Linked DNA regions of Homo sapiens: regions 1 and 3 are each linked to region 2. The links are chromatin contacts, found by Hi-C or POLR2A ChIA-PET in ENCODE. All regions are on one chromosome and are shown on one strand. The core of a region is the stretch at or near the end of the contact, and the rest is flanking DNA. Distances in the headings are between cores, read along the strand shown.

The links. A loop is a pair of places that touch in the nucleus more often than their neighbours do. ChIA-PET counts read pairs that join two places held with the same protein, here RNA polymerase II (POLR2A). Pooled maps may share reads with other maps.
Region 1: a loop to region 2 is called in a pooled map, with 2.3 times the contacts of the local background. The contact joins two enhancer-like sites. A Hi-C loop is called at or near these places in 1 of 168 maps with a recorded cell type or tissue (Calu3) and 5 of 50 pooled maps. POLR2A ChIA-PET finds 5 or more read pairs at or near these places in 3 of 52 experiments (MCF 10A, activated CD4-positive, alpha-beta T cell and activated T-cell).
Region 3: a map of CD4-positive, alpha-beta memory T cell shows a loop between it and region 2 (17-fold over the local background). The contact joins two enhancer-like sites. A Hi-C loop is called at or near these places in 3 of 168 maps with a recorded cell type or tissue (CD4-positive, alpha-beta memory T cell, Calu3 and naive thymus-derived CD4-positive, alpha-beta T cell) and 12 of 50 pooled maps. POLR2A ChIA-PET finds 5 or more read pairs at or near these places in 1 of 52 experiments (activated T-cell).

Annotation. Positions count from the first base shown.
Region 1 is chr4:38,619,521-38,624,332 of GRCh38, reverse strand. The region is part of intron 6 of KLF3-AS1 (KLF3 antisense RNA 1); the gene reads left to right. Among named protein-coding and RNA genes, the nearest start is that of KLF3, 42 kb to the left of the region's middle. RefSeq lists an enhancer at 1,353-2,205. Within about 2 kb of position 2,937, at least 10 of the 41 ENCODE cell types and tissues checked have a DNase peak (open chromatin) inside an H3K27ac peak, as active enhancers do.
Region 2 is chr4:38,177,327-38,181,695 of GRCh38, reverse strand. No RefSeq gene overlaps it. Among named protein-coding and RNA genes, the nearest start is that of LINC02513, 190 kb to the left of the region's middle. RefSeq lists enhancers at 1,603-1,662, 1,963-2,132, 3,863-4,132. Within about 2 kb of position 1,900, at least 8 of the 41 ENCODE cell types and tissues checked have a DNase peak (open chromatin) inside an H3K27ac peak, as active enhancers do.
Region 3 is chr4:38,598,822-38,603,421 of GRCh38, reverse strand. KLF3-AS1 (KLF3 antisense RNA 1) reads left to right here. Exons shown (of 16, transcript NR_171644.1): 14 at 929-1,113; 15 at 1,373-1,556; 16 at 1,780-4,329. Among named protein-coding and RNA genes, the nearest start is that of LINC02278, 37 kb to the right of the region's middle. Within about 2 kb of position 1,966, at least 4 of the 41 ENCODE cell types and tissues checked have a DNase peak (open chromatin) inside an H3K27ac peak, as active enhancers do.

The DNA.
Region 1 (4,812 bases), core at 1,688-4,187, 440 kb before region 2:
ACTGCAGTGGGTTCTCATGATGTGAAATGACATAATGTATGCCAATGTGTTTTGTAAACATTGCAATTGTCTGCGCTTTTTTTTTTTTTTTTTTTGAGATGGAGTCTCGCTTTGTTGCCCAGGCTGGAGTGCAGTGGCACGATCTCGGCTCACTGCAACCTCTGCCTCCCAGGTTCAAGTGATTCTCCTGCCTCAGCCTCTCGAGTAGCTGGGATTACAGGTGTGCGCCACCACGCCCAGCTAATTTCTGTATTTTTAGTAGGGACGGGGTTTCACCATGTTGGTCAGGCTGGTCTCGAACTCCTGACCCCGTGATCTGCCCTCCTTGGCCTCCCAAAGCACTGGGATTACAGGCATGAGCCACTGCGCCCAGCCAGTTGTCTGCACTTTTGTGTCCCCCACAAGTCTGTAAGTTCCTCAGAATCAGGGGCTGCATCTTGTTCAGATGTGTGCTCCCAGGGCCTGGTTTTTTGACCTAAAGATGCACTTTAAGAGAAGGTCCTAGGCCGGGCGCAGTGGCTCATGCCTGTAATCCCAGCACTTTGAGAGGCCGAGGCAGGCGGATCACCAGAGGCCGGGAGTTTGAGATCAGCCTGGCTAACATGGTGAAACCCCATCTCTACTAAATACACAAAATTAGCTGGGCGTGGTGTTGCATGCCTGTAATCCCAGCTACTCGGGAGGCTGAGGCAGGAGAATCACTTGAACCCAAGAGGTGGAGGTTGCAGTGAGCCGGGATTGAGCCACTGCACTCCAGCCTGGGTGACAGTGAGACTCAGACTCCAACCAAAAAAAAAAAAAAAAAAAAAGTTCCTAAATGTAGCTGACACTGTTACTCATTGTTTTCTTGCAGAAAAGCCCACTGGTGTTTGTTTATTAACAAACCAGGTCATTGTTCAGCTGGGTTTCATTGAGTGCCTTCTGTGTGCTTTCTCTTGCCCCTGGGGTGTTCAGCTGAGAAAGAAGTATGGATGATAAGCAAAGAAAAATGGAAACCCACACATTATAGATTCATATGTGTCTGAGGTCACAAAATGGTGACTTAAGGGAAAAAATCTGCTTCTAGACATGCTTTCTTTGGCTCAAACACTAATTTTTAAAAATGTAAACCAACAATTTAAAATCCAGAAATTTGGATTTTGCTTTCTCTTGAAAATGTGCAGAGCTGGTCACACCAAGTCAGGCCCTCCATGGAGACAACGGAACAGTGCAGCACAGCTGCAGCCACTTCAGGGATGCCCTCACTTGCTTACCACGGGGGTGGCCCCGTCCCTCCTCATCCTCTCCTGAACACCAAGGCAGATAGGAAGTACCATTATCATCATATTTGTTATGCTTGCACTTAGGTAGCATTTATTGCATACCAGGCACTAGTCTGAGCACTTTGGTTAACTATCATCCATCCGTCTATCTGTCTGTCTATCTGTCTATGTATGTATCTATCTCTGTGTCTATCTACCTATCTATCTATCCATCCATCCATCCATCCTTCCATCTATCTACCTAGCTACCTACCTATCTATCTATCTTAAAGGTAAGGAAGGCTGGGTGTGGTAGCTCACGCCTTAATCCAAGCACTTCTGAAAGCCAGGTGGGTGGATTGTTTGAGTCCAGGAGTTCCAGCAGCCTGGCCAACATGGCAAAACTGTGTCTTTACAAAAACCACAAAAAATTAGCCAGGTGTGGTGGTACATGCCTGTAATCCCAGCTACTTGGGAGGCTGAAGTGGGAGGATCACTTGAGCCTAGGAGATCAAGGCTGCAGTGAGCTGTGCTGAGGCCACTGCACACCAGCCTGGCCAACAGAGCAAGAACTTGTTTCAAAGAAAAAATAAATAGGCTGGGTGTGGTGACTCATGCCTATAATCCCAGCACTTTGGGAGGCCAAGCTGGATGGATCACCTGAGGTCAGGAGTTTGAGACCAGCCTGACCAATATGGTGAAACCCTATGTCTACTAAAAATAGAAAAATTAGCCGGGTGTGGTGGCACGTGCCTGTGGTTCCAGCTACTTGGGAGGCTGAGGCAGGAGAATTGCCTCAATTCTCAGGAGGTGGAGGTTGCAGTGAGCCAAGATTGCACCACTGCGCTCCAGCCTGGGTGATAGAGTAAGACTCTGTCTCAATAAATAAATAAATAAATAAAAATAAAGGTAAGGAAAGTGAGGCACAGTTAGTGTGTGGTGGTCCGGGATTCAAACCCTGGCTAACTAGTTCTCCAAGTTCTTGCTCTTAATCACTCAGCTATATCAAATCTCAGTACTCCTGTTGTGGGGAAGATATGAGGCATCAAGCCTAATAGAAATGTAAACTTGTACCTGAGTCTCTGTTCCAGGACACCGTGTTCTGTTTAATTAGAGAGGGAGTCATAAACGAAGTGATTTTGTAGAATTTTTTTTTTTTTTTTGAGATGGAGTCTTGCTCTGTCGCCCAGGGTGGAGTCCAGTGGCATGATCTCGGCTCACTGCAACCTCCACTTCCTGGGTTCAAGCGATTCTCCTGCCTTAGCCTCCTGAGGAGCTGGGACTACAGGTGCCCGCCACTGCAACTGGCTAATGTTTATATTTTTAAGTAGAGACGGGGTTTCACCATGTTGGCCAGGCTGGTCTCAAACTTCTGACCTCAGGTGATCCGCCTGACTTGGCCTCTCAAAGTGTTAGGTGTTTACAGGCATGAGCCACTGCGCCTGGCCTGATTTTGTAGAATTGTAAAGATAGAGTCCAGTCCTGTTAAACACACCATGCAGAAACCTCTTTGGAGATCCAGGGGCAGCACACATTGACAGAAAGCAAGGTTAACTTCCCCGAAGACGGGTGCAAACAGAAGATAAACAGGAGGTGAGGTGCTGCAGCGGAGACCCATGACTTGTAGCTTGGATCAGATACCTGAGGAAAGTAGACTGACCTGGGTGCGTTAGGGAGGGCGGCAATAAGGCTGAAGTCCTGTTTGACCAAGGTGATGTGGGCTGAATCGGCATCCTTACAGGAGGCCTGCTGAACTTCATTCATTGCTTTCACAATATAAGAAAGTCAATTTTGTAACACAGGTGTCCCTATAATACTGGCCTGACTGTTTACTTCTGCTTCAGTCCCTGAGCATATGAGTAAATACTTCAGGCACTATAACGAGCAGAAACTTGAGACAGAGCTTATCTTGTAATGCTGGGTCTTGCATCATATCCAGGGTGTGGTGTTACTTTAGAAGGCAAGTTAAATAATTACGTGTTTTCAGATTGAGCAAACAGTGCATGTGCTCTGAGAAGGCTAAGGATTCATACTCTGAGAGCCCAGTAAATTAACTTATTCAGTGGGATGGTAGGCTCAGTACCTGGGTATGTCAAATGGTCTCAATATATTACATATAAAAACATACACACACATGCATATACATACATACACATATGTGTGTGTACATAGATATGCATGTATACATATAGATATATACATATGCATGTGTATGTATAGATATATACATATGCTTATGTTAAATATTTATGTATCACCTTGTATATAATCATACTTACTTACAAAACAGCCCGGAAAAGCTTGGAGATGTTAAGTGAATCAATTAAAGCTAATTCAGGCAAGCCTCAGTCATTGACCCACCCAATGTGTACTGTCTTTATGACATGTGATATATTTAGTACAGTACTTTGTGTTTTTGATGTTCCCTAACAACATAATAAAGTAAAAAAATTAATGTTGAAAAACATTAGGGTCACCCTAAACTGCCTTCTTTAGAAAATACAAATGTGACATTCTTTCATTAGTTACATTATTCTCTTATTCTATTGTTATTAATTCGTTACATTCTTTTAAATAGCTACATTTTTTATTCTCTTATTCTTTCTTTCTCTTGGACAGAGAGATTGGAACTGTGTCTAACTCTGTCATGTAGTAACTATTGTCATGTAGTAAATGTTCATAAGCATCAGTAGTGATGATCTGCAGCCCCACCCCTGCCTGGTCTCTGTTTCCTTGGTTTATTGCTCTTAGATAATTTCTTCCTTTTTCTATTTTTGCATTTTCAAGAACAATGCAAGGCATGATAGTTATCTGATTCAGGACTTTTAAAACACACTTGAAATATGACAACTGCTTGTTATTCTAGCTCGATAACAAATCTAAGGGCAAGCTATTGAGCACTGATTTGTCCTTTTCTTCCTCATTCCAGCTGCTATGGACCTAAAGTGGAGGGCTTTGAAATTTCCTGCTTAATTGGGCTGCATGTCATTGCTGTCCTTAGAAGTTGCTCTGGGATGCAGGTGCTGGTTTCTTGGATCTCCTTTGCTGGAATTTTGCATGTCTTGTTTTGTTGTTGTACCAGCTTTGTGGATCAGCCAACATCCTTGGCTTGCCCTGTGGGGAGTGGGGTGGGACACATCTTGGATTGCTCTATTCCAGGGATGTCCAACATTTTGGCTTCCCTAGGCCACATTGGAAGAAGAAGAATTGTATTGGGCTACACATAAAATACACTATCACTAAAATAGCTGATGAGCTAAAAAAAAAAATCGCAAAAAAAATCTCATAATGTTTTAAGAAAGTTGATGAAGTTGTATTGGGCCACATTCAAAGCTTTCCTGGGCCACATGCAGGCTGAGGGCTGTGGATTGAATAAACTTGCTCTATTCCCTTTGCAGTAGATGCCATCTGAGTATGGGTCTCCTTTGCTTGGGTCATTGACATGTTCTGGACTTTTTATGCTCCTTTTGGAAGGTCCTCAAAGGTCTGCATAAAGACTTTTGGTGCACTTAAAGCTATGCTAGCAGAAGCGTGAAATCACCTCCCAAAGGAAGTGGGTCCTGCCTCCTCA
Region 2 (4,369 bases), core at 651-3,150:
AGTGGGAACTTCCACTTATCTACGCTGATCCCTCAACTGATGCCAGGAACTGTATTCACGAAGAAGACTCTAAACTTTTGAACTGTAGCTATCTTCTCCAGTTGAGAAAACCAGATTTCCTCCCTGGATGGCTAGTGATGTTTTTCACTGGGGAAGATAGCATTTGCCTTCTGCTCCTTCTTGCAGCCAAGGTCAAACTGATCTTGTCTGATGCATCCTCTCTTGTCCAACTGCATCCCATTGAAAACTGAGACCATTTTGGCCAGCTAGCTTTTCCTAGGCCAGCAAAGGGAGCTCAGTGCAGAACAGAGAATGACACTGTCAGACCATCCTCCCAAATGAGCTCTCCCTGGGGAATCCCGGAAGTGCAGTGGACACAAGAATGGACCATAATCTTGGTCCTAGTGCCCACAAGTAAGAACATGCTACTTAGAGAGTCACATATATGAGCTATGTGTGTATGGATCTGCAAAGGTGCAGCCATGAATATCTCCCTATATTTTCAAGAAAGAAGCCTCAATTGAGGCCAAAAAAGATTTTCTTAGACCCTAGAGGTCTCTATGGAACATTGCTTTAATTAGATTGGAATGGTTTGTACTTAAGCTGTCAAATGGATAGATGATAGGCCAATGATAAATTGATTGATTGATTTAGAAGTCAGACAGATCTAAGTTTATACCAATTCCTGGCTGAAGGAGAGCTGCTAAGGTACTAAGTTTCCTTAAATCTTAGTTTGTCTGTAAAATGGGTTTGCTTACTTCTCCAGGTGGTTTTGAGACATGAAGGAACCTGTGTCTGTAAAGTGCTTATTAAAGTGACTGACATAAAGTAAGCCTCAACAAACAGGAACTATTATCAACTCATTGTTATTGAAGGATAGTTAATTTGGGGCATCTTTGTGAGTTCAGGAGTTCAGAACAGTAAGGAGACAGACTGGACTCATGGAAAGGTTCCAATACACATCCTTGTAAATTGATACTTTCCACAACAATGCATAGTTTAAGTGGGATCAGTCACCTGGTGGTCAGATGTGTACAAGTCACAGAGGGTGAGACAGTTCTGCTCAGGAGCCCGGGAACCCAGCCTGATTTCCTGTTTCAAAAATCACACCTGTGAAACTCTATCCAGGTGGGAAACTCTTCTGGTCCAGTCTCCTCGAGCCATGGTTCATTATCAAGTTATTTCTCTGGGTCACCCTGAGGTCATCTCCTTAATTAATGCAACAGCCAAGGGAGGCCAGGCCCAGGAATTTAGCTGGACAGGCTTTGCCTAAAAGTCCATAATAACACCTCATCTTTGTTGAACACTTACTATGTGCCAGGCACCGTGCAAACAGCCTTATGTGCATTCGTTTATTTAATCCTCTAATGGCCGTCTGGAGGAGCAGCTACAATCATCCCCATTTAAAGATGCAGAATCTCAGGCTTGTCAAAGCCCAGTCATTCATCCAAGATCACAGCTAGGAAGTGGTGGAACCAACATTCCAGGTCTTTCTGACTCAAGTGCCTGAGCTGTTACCAGGATATACTTCACAGAAAATCATTAATCCCACATTTCTCTCCCATGTCACATGTGTTTATATTGCATCTGAGAACAAAAGGCGGTTTAAAATTCTCCCTTTTCTCACCTGCTGAAGAGCAGCACAGCCTGTGGCCGGCCACTAATCAGGCCCTACCTTGCTCCAAGTTTTCCAGAACACTCCTCAAATACTCTTTATATCCCATCATTGTTTACCCCAATTCCTGCTCAGGATTTTTTTCAGCCTTTCCAAAAAGAAGCACAATTTAACAATTAGTTTAAATCACTCTTAGCTAAGAATCCTCTTTTCAGGGGCACGTGGTTGGAGCAAGAGTGCCACCTGGTGGAAAATTTGGGTCACTGCCAACACACATTTCTTGGGCAAAGGTGGTTAGGCTGGACCTGAGCAGGGCTCCCACTGCCTGGAAAATTTCCTGGAGAGCTACAAGAACTAACTCAGCAATGCCCAGGTACCAGTTTTACTGCAATTCACAAGTGTTGTTCAAATACAAGTTTGGGACTTTGAGGGGATGCATTTCTTGGCTCCAAAGAAAGCCCAGAATGGGGATTAGGATTAAGTGAGGCAGAGTCTCGCAAGTACAGGAGTGCATCCTGTCTTTACTTAAAATTTTAATGCTTTATTTATTATGATTTTTTTTTGCATTTTGATTTTTTTTAACTGCATTAAAATATTATTTTTCTTGATTACTGAGTTTTGGGTACCCGCTCGCATTTCGTACCCACGACAAAGGTCTCACTTGCCTCCCCCTAGTACTAGCCCTGCCAAAGCCCTCTGAAAAAGGATTTCGCTTCCTTTCAAAGCTCTGGCAATAAGAAATTGACCCCTGGCTCCTGTCAATTTCCCACACATCTGTCTCCACTCTTCCCCATCTGAGAATGGTCTTGGTCCACTTCTGTCATCACCGCACCCCTTCCTGCTCTAGTTGATACACCAACCCCAGTCGAAAGAAAGTACACAAACCAGCATATACACTCGAGTATAACAAGTGAATAAATGGCAAAAAAAAAAAAAAAAATGTGCCAAACAAACCTCATCGCAGGTTACTGCTCCTTTGGCAGGCAACTAACAAACCAAGCTATAAAGCTGCTTCTGCTTTTCCCAGATCCAGGACCACCAAGCCACAGGAAATCAGGGCAAAGGGCACTTGTCAACACTCTGCCCTCACCCAAACTTGGCCATAGCCCACGAAAGGTCAGCCTAGTAACATTTCTTCCTCAACAATGTCCAAACTTAATGCCAACATCAGGCCAGGTCGCCATAAAGCTCTATATCTGGGCTGGGTTATTCCAGTCCCCTGGTTCACAGCCTAAGCCTGGTGGAAGGTCTTTACCTGTAATGCATGAGTGGGCATTGGGGGTTGCGAACATGGTTCTGGAAACCTCTGAAATTTTACGCAAATTATGTGCTTATTATTTTCCTCCCATTTTCGAAGGAGGCTTTGACTCTATAAAGGGTAAGAATCACAACAGTCTTAATAAAGTCTTCAGCCTTTATCAAAGGTCTATGCGAGAAATAGCAACAAGAAATACCTTCCTCTGCGTAGCCTGGTAAAAACAAGCATCAGTGGCCTGCTCTGTAGTATATAAACAGTGTTGGGCCATCCCAATGCAAAGACCCAAGCGTTTCTTAGTGTAAAGAAAAAGGGAGACTTTTTCTCTCTTGATAAACTGGAATCTCACCTGGATATAGAACAGGATAATCCAATATAGAACAGGATAATCCATGTTTCCTTCTCTGCCTTTTGCTGCCTCCTTAAACTCTTTTTCAGCCTTACCATGGCTCTCAGGTAAAGTTCTTTTCTGCAAGCTCTAGACTTTCCTCTGAAATATGCTTTCACCATCTGGGCATCCTTACTCTTCCTGCAAGACCTGGCCCTCGTGTCAGCCTTCTCAACACTACCAGGCAGGGCTGAACACAGTACACACACTTCTGTTATTAAGCAGATTGTTTTTCTGGAATGATCTGCATATGTATCTATCTTCCTCACAAGACTGTGAGCCCAGGAGCACAGGAAATCCAGTCTTATTGGTTTTGGTACCCTCAGTACCTAGCACAGAGTCAGTGTGTAAAAACAAAGTTTCAGTGAGAGGATAAATCAATCCATGAATGAATGAACAAATACCTACAAAATGTGTTTTCCTAAAACATTCTTTGACTTTTTCAACAATGTGTGAGCCTCAGTAATAACGATTGACGGACAGAGCAGACAGACTCCCCCACCACCCCCAATGCCTTCATTTCCCAGATAAGGAAAGTGAGGTTGCAACAGACACCAGCGGCACCGAGCCCAGCAGCTCCCCTCAAGAGCCACACCCAGGCCAGCTGCCAGCCATGCCGCAGCTGTGTTCTGAGAACATGTAGCACCCCCACGTCACTTGGCAGGTATTGCCACAGGCGTGCCACGTCGCCTTGCTTTTCCTTTTCCCTCCTTTTGCTGCTCCCTGGTTTAGGGTCCCCGTCACCTGTGCTCAGAGCACACAGTAGGGAGACAAGTGATTGGGGGGATTCACAGGAGAGAAAGTATGGTGGCTGGGAGATCCTCACTGTATCCCTAGCAAGGTCTGGAAACCTCAATCTTCATGATCCTTTGTCATTAACCATACTAAGGGTCCCCATTACTATGGGAACTTGGTTAATTCCCATTAACCAAGTAATGGGAAACCTGTTGACTCTTTCAACTTATTTCAACATCAGGATACAGAGAGCTGAAGTTCATGCCCAGAAATGCATCACCCATGAACCTAAACAGCTAGTTTTACTCTGCCTCCTCTCACTTGAATTAGTCTGATAAAAACCTCAGGGCGGCTGCTCCAAGCTCTGCTTGTCCCA
Region 3 (4,600 bases), core at 717-3,216, 420 kb before region 2:
ACTCCTGACCTCATGATCCACCTGCCTTGGCCTCCCAAAGTGCTGGGATTACAGGCATGAGCCACTGCACCTGGCTAATAACTTGTTCTTTATCTTACAGGGCATGTCCCAACATGCCTTAGACCATTGAACCCCTAAACACTTCACTAGTATGGGAGACATTGCAGGATCCTTTCACAAGAGGGTGCAGCCTGTGGGGTCTGAGAACTGGCTCGGATCTGGAAACTGTGGGTCCATCAACCTTCCTGACAGCTCTTGATTTTTTAAATTGTTATACAAGTCATGCAGTACCCTCATTGGCTGCTTGTCTATCTCACTCATAGGAACACCATGCTCTATTAGCCATCACCAAAAACTCGTGGACTGAAGCACTCTGGCCTTGCTGGCTGTTATGGTTTATATTCATCTTGACTCTGATGGTTAAGAGCAGACACCTGGTCTTTGTTATTTTGAAATGGAGCCCAGTTAAATGGCAGAATCACCTATTCTTATGCTGGCCTACAGTGGACAATCATTGCTAAGCTTCCCAAAGATGTTGTCACCCCCACACCGATAGATGTTCTTGCCCCTCACTTATATATTTGAAGGCAATGTCCCTGAACCCTCCCAGGAAGTCCAGGTGTCACATAATAAGTTTGTTCGAACAATCCTATCTCCCTGAGCATTCTGACCCCTTCCTCAATTTTCTGCCAAGGCACTGCAGCCTCTTCCTGTAACTTACTGTAAGGCATTATCATGTCCAAGCCTCAAGGAACCATTCAGAAACAAATTGATACTACCTCCAAGACAGTTCCTGAGTCAGTAGTTCCCTCCCTCTCCTATTTATCATCCTTCCAAACAGTCCCCACTGTGTCCCTCTAGTTCACGCTGATACCAAGCCAAGCCCTGCAGCTCTTTCTGAACATAAGGTGTTTTCTTCTGCATCCAGGTCTGTATTTCTCTACCTGGACTACCCTGAGAGCTAACCCCAGTTATTGGTCTGGAAGCAACGAATGAAGGCCGGGGCAGAGCTTGAGGAGGGCAACATCATTTTGTCACAGTCGCCATCAAGAATCTAGTTGCAGACTGGGCGCTGTGGCTCACGCCTGTAATCCCTGCACTTTGGGAGCCAAGGTGGGTGGATCACTGGAGCCCAGGAGCTCAAGAGCAGCCTGGGCAACGTGGTGAAAGCCCATTTCTACAAAAAAATGCAAAAATTAGCAGAGTGTGTTGGTGCATGCCTGTGGTCTCAGCTACTCGGGAGGCTGAGATGGGACGATTGCTTGGGCCTGGGAGGTCAAGGCTGCAGTGAGCTGTGATCACACCACTGCACTCCAGCCTGAGTGACACAGCAAGAACCTGTCTGAGAAAAAAAAAATCTTGTTTCACCTAGATCTGAAGAAGAAAACAGAAGCAACATTCAAATTAACATCAGTCAACTGATGGAATATTTTAGATGAAGTAAGAGAAGCCAAGGCATGTACCCTCAGGCTCTGGGCTTCTCCCTGCAAGGTTGGGAAGAAATTTGGAGGAGGCAAAGTGGGAGCAAGTCAGATGGAAGAGACATTATGGGTCAGGTGGGTGAGAACTGTGGGAGGGAGGTTCAGGGTGCTCCATTTAGCAGGTTTTTCATAGTGCCTGTGCAGTCCAGGGCTCTGATTTCTGTAAGCAGAACGATGTCATTCATTCTTTTATTCATCTATTTGTTAAGTCAACATTTATTGAGAGTCTCTTATGCTACTCACTGTGCTAGGTGGTAGGGCTCAAAGATGAATAAAACGCTGTTTCCTTTTTTTTCAGAAATTCATAGTGTAGTGGGAGGTGGACCAAAATGCCATTGACTTGATTGCCTGACACTGACAGGTGCTGAAATAGAGGAATATACGGGATGCCATGGGAGGCCAGATGAAGTGAAAAACCCACTCTTACTGGTGTGTGTGCACACACAGGAGGAGTTACGCAATGCCTTGTCTGGTTTCCTGTCCTGGCACATTTCCATTGCTTATTTCTAGAGCCACTTGACCGTAATAGCTGGTCAGGGATAATGTAAAGAATCTTCATTTGGCAGCTCTGAGGACTGCCCAGTCAACCTTCCCTTCTGTCCTCAGCACATATACCTAGTTTCTTACTCGCTTTTGTGACTCATCTCCTCTTGTACCCTAGACATCTTTTCTATTTTTATACCTCTTGCACCCTCAAAGATCCCTTGAGACTCTCTTGCCTAAACCTCTTTTAGGCAAATCCTACCTCCTTTTCTCTATACCTGCTTTGAGAGAAGGGGAAAATGTCTTAATATATGCACTAATTAGGCCCCTTGATGGTCTAATTTCAGCCTTACATTGTTTCGTTTTGTAAATGAGCCCCAGGGAAGTTAAGTAATTTGTCCAAATTCACACAACTAGAAAAGACAAAAGCAGGACATTGAATGTAGAGCCAATATTCAGAGTACCTGATTTTAGACCCAGTATTCAAAGCACCGACTGCTATGGTCTGAATGTGTTCCCTCCAGATTCATGTGTTGAAATCCTAACCCCCAAGTTGATACTATTAGGAGGTGGGACCTTTTCAGATGCGACTGGGTCATGAGTGTGCAGCCCGCATGATTGGGATTAGTGCCCTGTCAAATAGGAGAGACTGCAGAGAGCTAGCTAGCTCCTTTTCACCATGTGAGGGCACAGTGAGACAGCCCTGTCTATGAGGAAGTGGCTCTCACCAGACACTGTTGGCACCTTGACCTTGGACTTCTCAGCCTCTAGAACTGTCAGAAATAAATAAATTTCTGTTGTTTATAAGTGACGGAGTCTAAGATATTTTGTTAATAGCAACCTGAAGGGACTAAGACATTTACCAAAACCTTAAAGGCTCCCAGATAATCACCTCTAAAACACTCAGTCACAACATTTTTCTATTCAAAGTCTCCAGGGAGAAAAGACAAAGCACTACAAAGACTGCCTTGTAGTATTACAATCTCTTCACTTTTTCTATCAAATGTCCTGTTCCCCCTGTGCACCTAGAGACTCACAAGGCATTTAACATCTCTGCCTTGTGAGCCTAGAGGTACATGAGGGGCAGAACCTTTGATAGAAAAAGTATGTGCATGCGCACACACAGACATATATATATACACACACACGTATATTTCTGCTTAGTAGATACCACCAAACAATTTTCCAAAGTGATTGCACCAGTTTACATTTCCACCAGCAGCATAGGCAGTAATTATCCTCTTCAACATTTGGTATTGTCAGTCTTTTGAATTTTAGCCATTCTGGTGAGTTTGTAATAAAATATCATTGAGGCATTAATTACATTTACCTGATTATTAATGAGAATGAGCACTACTTTAATAAGTATAATATTTTCCATAGGTTTTTTGAAGACATTGTCTCTCAGATTAGAGATGGTCAAGGCCATACAGTTTCTTTTAGCACAGCTTTAGCTACATCAAACGAATTTTGATTTGTCATATTTTCATGATTATTCTGTTCAAAATGTTTTCTAACTTCCCACTGTGATTTCCTCTCTGAATCTATAGGTTTAGTTAGAAGTAAAGTTAGAAGTTAGTTTGAAACTTCCAAACATATGGCTACTTTGTGAATATAGTTTTGTTATTGATTTCTAGCTCAATTCCCCTGTGGTCAGGTAACATACTCTGATTTCAGTTCTTGAAATTTGTTGAGACTTGCTTAATGGCCCAGCATTTTGTAATTTTGGTGTATGAACTAAGTGTGTATTCTGCAGATGTTGGGTGCAGTATTCTATGAAGACCGATTAAGTCAAGTTTACAAATGTATACTCCTGTAAATGTAAACTGATTTTTGTCTTATTATTCTATTAGATCTCAGAGAGAGTAATAAAATTTGAATCTATGCTATTAGTTACATGTAAATTTAGAATTGTTGTATGTTCTTGACAAATCTAATTTTCATCATCATGAGGTCACTTTCTTTGTCTTTAGGAATGCTTTTAACCTTAGTGTCTAGTTTGACATTATTGTTAAATCTTTGAGAATTCTGATATTTTAGTCTTGTGTTTTGTAAGTAGCATATCAAATTCAGTGTTATTCGAGATAACAACCTTTGTCTTTTAATCACTGAATTTAAATATTTACATGTTATGTAATTTGTGATATTTTGGGGTTTAAATCTACCATTTTGCTCAGCTTTTCAATTTGTACTGCTTGTTCTATGTTCCATTTTTTTCATTTCTTGCCTTCATTTGCATTGATTGAAAATTTTTAAAAGTTATTTGAGTCCTATAAATTCTTGTGGTGATTACACCAAATATTGCAATATGTATATCTGACATAAAAATAAAATATCATTTGGTTGTTTTTTCTCTTCTGGGGAATGCATGTACTGTAAAACACTATCACTCTGTCTCTCCTGACTTAATGCTTTTTCAGTGTATTATAATTTTCTATATAATTCTCCACAAGATTTTACTTTTGGTTTTATATAGTCAATATTCATTTGTAGTTATCATGCCTTTCTGCATTTCTGACTTTCTACCTGAAACCTTTTCCTTTTGCCTGAAGACAGATTTATATATACGTAGATAAATAAATTCAAGTCTACTGGGGATGAACTCTCCCAGTTTTGGTTTGTCTGAACATGTCTCT